Regions from separate parts of the Homo sapiens genome. Here region 1 is linked to region 2. The links are chromatin contacts, found by Hi-C or POLR2A ChIA-PET in ENCODE. All regions are on one chromosome and are shown on one strand. Each heading gives the region's core, a stretch centred on a gene start or an enhancer-like site at or near the end of the contact. The rest is flanking DNA. Distances are from core to core; before and after follow the strand shown. Region 1 overlaps LOC101927995 (a long non-coding RNA gene). Region 2 has its middle 290 kb from the start of LINC01985.

Region 1 (2,913 bases), core at 301-2,800, 220 kb before region 2:
AGTTGATATCCAATTCAAGCCCAGATCTGTCCTGATCCAAAGCTATGCTCCAAAGCCCCTCCCTACTCTGACTACAAGAATTCACCTCTTTTGAGATCAGTGGAGAAAAGGAAGTAAAAAGCTAGCCACTAGACAGCTAGTTTAACACTCTGTTCTATCAATATCCATCGGCAGGAAACCAATGGCAAATATAATTTCTGAAGGAGTGTGGTCAGGGATTTTAGCTCATCCCTGCTCAGATGTAAAAATTTAACAGCAGGAAAACAAAATCCATATTCTTCCTATCCCCAGTCTTTAGCATTGCTCACAGGCTGCTTTAGTGGATTTGGCTATTATCCATCACTGTGTATTCTCTTACTGTTAGAGGCAGCTGTCTCAAGAAATTCTGTAGGCCACCTAGATATCAAAATAAAAACATGCTAAGCCAAATATAAATGGGAGAAGTCATGACATAAACTAGTTGCATTAGGGTAATCAATTCTTGGCATGATATACTCAGAGCTAACATTCATTAAAAAATAATTACCTCTCTGATTTGTGGGAAGCTAGCAAAATATTTACAAATAAATAGCTCTTCCTCTTCAAGTATTTATGAACAGGTATTGAGTTCTATAGATTATATATAATGAGCTTTTTAATTTCTCTTGCAAACTTGTTACTTGCTTTTTTTTTTTTTTTTCTTTTCTTGGTCCATTCACCTGATCATTCAAATGAGAACACTGAGTTTTCTTTAGCTCATTCCTTCATCAGGCCCCATGTTTCACTAATCATCAAAGCCTATCCTATTCCACTTCTGAAAATTTTCAGAAATTGCGTTCTTCTTCAGTCCCACTGCCTTTGCCATTGATTAGATTTTTTTGGAATCATTTGCTTGGACAACCATGATAGCCTCTGTACTAGTTTCCTTTTTTCCATTTGTTTCAACATTGCTGGTTTTAAAACATCTTAGATTATAATTCTGTTCTATCAAAACCCTTAGAGAGTGCCTTATTATCTGCAGAATAAAGTTCAAGCCTCTTTAAATAATGTTTAAGATCATTTATGTATTCAAACATTTATTAAGCTTCTACAGTTTATTCTGGGGGAAAGAGGAGTGACAAAGGGTATTTCCTGCCATCAAAGGAACCCACCTAGAGTCTTGTAAATGACATATGATTGTAAAAACAAATGCGGTAAAGTGTAATGGGTGTTTCTTACAAATTGAGAAGGTATAAGGTTGTAATGAAAAAGTAGTTCATTATTTCCTATAGGGTACATCTGTTGGCGGGCTTCCTAGTATGCAGTCTCTACTTTCCCATAATCCCAGATTGTGGTACTCTTAGCTTTAGGAATGGAAGATGTAATATAGGCTAAGCCAACATGTTTTTCTAGCCCCTGAACCCAGTTCACAGTTCAAGGGTGGACATGTGAACTAAAGTAGTCAAAAAAAAAAAGAAAAGAAAAAAAGAAAAGTGTCAGGACTTTTGCAGGAAAATTTACGTCAGAGATGTTCTTAGTTTCTTTCTGGACAAGGCAGCGTGATGACCCAAGAGCTGCTGGCAGCATTTGGGAAATAGGAGGGAAGCCAAGCTCAGAATAAAGCCAACGTTGTAAAAATCAGAGCAAAAAAAAAAAAAAACAAGAAATTTATCTTTGATGTGAGTGTTAAGCTGAGAGCTCAAGTATTGCTTAAATTCTGCCCTAATTCTGAACTTTTTAGTTAGGTAAGCCAATACATTCTTTTTATTTTTTTAAATGCAAGATTACATATGGTTTTGACCCAGTTTTAAATTTCTCTTCACTAAGAAATTGTTGGGAACCACAATTCTCGGGGCTGAAGAAAGGCCCTTATCTGATCTAGATTCTTCCCTATGAAGCCTATATTATTCCAGTCAACTGTGTTCCTATATTTTGAAATGATTGCTCTTGACTTCAGGGCTCCTATTAAGTCTCCCTCTCTCTCTCTCTTTGCTTAAGCATTTGCTCATTTAGATGATTTATGCTGGTCGTGCCTCCCCAAAATCAATTTCTCATAATTTAATTTTGGTAGACTACCCCAGTCCTATTCTCAGCCTGTATAGTCTAAATGTTTCTAACTGTACCCCACGGTTCCAGGGGTGGACACAAGGCCCATGCTGAGCCAATAAGCTTACTGTGTTTAACTGGTTACAAATATTAGTTTAGTAGAGGACATGTGGTCAAGCCTGTTGAATCCAAATGAATAAGCACCACATCTAAGATGTCATTCAGAGCCAGGGTCCAATCAGGAAATTAAAACGTGATAATTTGAACAAGAAGATTTGTTACAAAAATTATTGATGACTCAGCACTTGGGGAGGCTGAGATGGGCGGATCACGAGGTCAGGAGTTCAAGATCAGCCTGACCAACATGGTGAAACCCTGTCTCTACCAAAAATAGAAAAATTAGCCTGGTGTGGTGGCTTGTGCCTGTAATCCCAGCTACTCAGGAGACTGAGGCAGGAGAATCACTTGAACCCGGGAGGCAGAGGTTGCAGTGAGCTGAGATTGTGCCACTGTACTCCAGCCTGGGCAACAGAGCAAGACTCTGTCTCAAAAAAAAAAAAAATTATTGATGACTTACCAGGAATTAACTAGGAATAGATAAAAGGGTAATCTAAAGAATGCCATGGGGCTGAGGGAGAGTATCCAATGAAGGAAAAAACTTGGAAGATGGGAAATTCTTCCCAAAGATTCCTCACTGCTGGGAAGCCACCCGAGGGAAGGAGTTTCACTAGGTATCTTGCAGGCCAGCCCAGCACCATGGGAGTAAGCAAAGCCAAGCATGCTGCAACCAGGAAGAGCAGCCTCTTCCCTCTCCAGGGTCCCTTCAGCACCTTCTACTGACCAAGCTTAGCATCATTCCTGTTGGCAAAAGGAACATGTTTCAGTATCACAAGAAGTGCAATAAAGGGT
Region 2 (2,958 bases), core at 84-2,583:
GCACTTAATAGCCTACTGGGGTGGAAGAACATCAGCCTCCTTGCACCTTCCTTCATCATGTACTTGAGGAAGGATTGTATGGAGCCAGCTCATGGAGCCCTCACCCACCTTCCAGCAAGACCAAGTTAAAACACATCCCATAATTTCCTACATTAGCCTCTTAGAACAAACGTTCTTAACCTGGGGCCCTTGGACTGAATTCAGCAGTGTTTAACTTGGTTGGAAAGAAAATGACATCTAATTTTTACTAATCTCAAACTCATACTTAGTACACCTTTTAATTATGAATGCAGCAACAAGGCACAGTAGTATTGACAGAATATGACTTTGTCATAGATATTTTTATATAACATTATAGTTGTTGCAGGCATTTCCAAATATAGTTGACACCTATCATTACTTCAGAATTATAGGAGCATTAGCCTTGCTTCTAGAGATTGTCATTCAATGCCTGAATAAAAAAGCACATATACAACTATATCTCACATTTCCTTTTCTTACTTACCATTTTGTTACCTGCATCTAAGTATAACTGGTTGCCTTTATCATATGTAAAATATAATAATGATGATGATGATACTAAGAGCTTCGAGTTTAGAAGGAGACAAAAACCAAAAACATATGATTAAAAAAAAGTCTAAAAGAAAAAGACCACTTGAGTTTTTGCCCCAAAAGCCCTCCATGTGCCCCTCAAATGGACTTGCACAGGAATCACCTGGAATATCTTGTTAAAATGCCTAGTTTGAGTCAGCAGGCCTGGGGTGACAGACACTAATTAGCATTGCTAAGCTCCCAGGTGAAACTGATCTGCTGGTCCATGGATGATACTAAGCAGTAGTGGTAAGAGTGTAAGTCTTACAATTTATGGCCTCATCTTTCAGAATGTTTCTTTTTGTTTTTTCCTTTCTCCCACCTAGTACTGAGTTACACATAGTATTTGTAAAAGCTGACACAAGTTGATATGGTTTAGCTGTGTCCCCATCCAAATCTCATCTTGAATTGTAGTTCCCATAATCCCCATGTGTCATGGGAGGGACCGAGTGGTGGGTAATTTAATCAGCAGGCGTTTACCCTTATGCTGTGCTTGTGATGATGAGTGAGTTCTCAGAAGGTCTGATGGTTTTATATGGGGCTTTTCCCCTCTTGCACTTTCTTCTCTCTCCTGCCACGATGTGATGAAGGACATATTTGCTTCCCCTTCCACCTTGATTGTGTTTCCTGAGGCCTCCGCAGCCTTGCAGAATGGTAAGTTAATTAAACCTCTTTCCATTATAAATTACTCAGGCTCGGTTATGTCCTTACAGCAGTGTGCAAACGGACTAAACCACAAGTTTACGTCACAAATTTTTGAAATGGTGTTTTCTGGCTGGCTGGCCAGATTACAAGCATTGTGTCATGAACAGAACAGCAAATATCTCTAAGAAGCTTGAAAGCAAAATGATGCACCACTAGTCCAAATAATTAACATGAGTGTTGATAGCACCCTCTTTTAATCAAGTTGGTCTGATGGGTTTTCCTGGTGCAAGATTTCAACAAGAATACAAGGCTGGTGGTATTCAGTGGAGGGGTTTTAAAATCAAACCTAATAACCAGAATCCCTGCCCCCTTCGGAAACAAAGAATCACAATAGAGGCTTTTAAAAAGCTCTGTGCATTATTCCCAGCTTAGCTAAGTATGGGCTTGATTAGTTGAATGGCCTTTATTTTCCCGCATTTCCTATCATTGGAAACATCTGTGGAGAGGAAAGATGGTTATCAAGGCAATTGACCATTGTCACAGTTTAGTAGTCCCTGATGGCTTTTTCCAAACCCTTCTCTAGGGCTTTTGTTTCCCAAAGCAAATTGGTAAACATCTGGTCTATCCAAGCCAAACTCTCATGCTGCATTTACAATCATGCCACTTTCACTTTCAGCATCTGCTGGTCACTAATTCATGCAGTAATCCTTTAAAGACAGGGCCCCAGGGCTTCTCTTTTGGCCAGTTCTGGACATTTCATTTCTCTGGTGGCTCATGTAAGTTTTGCTCAACTTGCTCAATAGCTCAGTCTCCTAAGTCAAATAAATTTCTCCCAACCACAAAATGTAAGATACTTCAGAACCAAAAACCAGAGGGAATTAAACCAGAAATTTAAGGATGGCCTGGGCAAGAGTGACTGTTTTCAAGAATTAAAACAGTTCTGTTGAGTTACCCACAACACCTGCTCCTCTGACCCAGTTACCAGATCCTTAGTAACTCAAATCCCTGTTACCACAGCCTCGGTCCAAGTGTCATAGTCTGCCACCCTCCACCTGGGCCCCAGGCCCTCTATGTTATATTTTCTGATTTTTCCAGCACCCTGCTATAATTTTCCATGGTCTTCCACAGACTGCAGTTAAAGATTCTTCATTACTGGAGCATCTCCTTCCATTTGTACTCTGGCCTTTCACATTGTTTCTTCTCTTCTCCAAATCCAGTCAACCCAAACTGCTCATAGGTCCCCAAAACCCCATATTATCATTTATCCATGTGCCCAGCTCTTCCCTTTGCCTGGAATGTGCCATCTCCTTATCTACCTAAAAAAAGTAAAAGAAAAAATCTGAATCTCTGAGTTAAGGAGTTTTTGGTGAAAACCTTTTGTTCACTTTGCAAAGGAAGATTGTTTTTCACTCATGTCTAGATCTTGTTCATGGTATCACTGTGACTCTTATCACAGTGCTGCACAGTTTATTTCATTGATAGGATATTCAGCTACACTTTGAGCCATTAGAACATCCAGGTTGGTTTTATTCCTCTTATTCCCAGATGCTAGCACAGTGCCTGGCACGTTGGAGGCACTTCGTCAATGTCCATTAAATGGTTGATGGATTATTTAGTTGATTTATGTTTTTCTCTCTTTTTTTGTTCTTTAGCTAAGTGAAGAAAGAAATCACTCATAGGGTAGAATACAACCATGTTGGCATGTCCACAGCTATGTGAAAT

The links. Hi-C counts contacts between places; a loop is a spot of excess contacts on that map. ChIA-PET counts read pairs that join two places held with the same protein, here RNA polymerase II (POLR2A). Pooled maps may share reads with other maps.
Region 1: a pooled map shows a loop between it and region 2 (3-fold over the local background). The contact joins two enhancer-like sites. A Hi-C loop is called at or near these places in 1 of 50 pooled maps. POLR2A ChIA-PET finds 5 or more read pairs at or near these places in 3 of 52 experiments (BJ, MCF 10A and activated T-cell).

The regions. Positions count from the first base shown.
Region 1 is chr3:30,454,693-30,457,605 of GRCh38, reverse strand. All of the region lies in intron 4 of LOC101927995 (a long non-coding RNA gene), which reads right to left. All of the region lies in intron 1 of LOC105377013 (a long non-coding RNA gene), which reads left to right. Among named protein-coding and RNA genes, the nearest start is that of LINC01985, 63 kb to the left of the region's middle. Within about 2 kb of position 1,550, at least 4 of the 41 ENCODE cell types and tissues checked have a DNase peak (open chromatin) inside an H3K27ac peak, as active enhancers do.
Region 2 is chr3:30,230,727-30,233,684 of GRCh38, reverse strand. No RefSeq gene overlaps it. Among named protein-coding and RNA genes, the nearest start is that of LINC01985, 290 kb to the left of the region's middle. Within about 2 kb of position 1,333, at least 4 of the 41 ENCODE cell types and tissues checked have a DNase peak (open chromatin) inside an H3K27ac peak, as active enhancers do.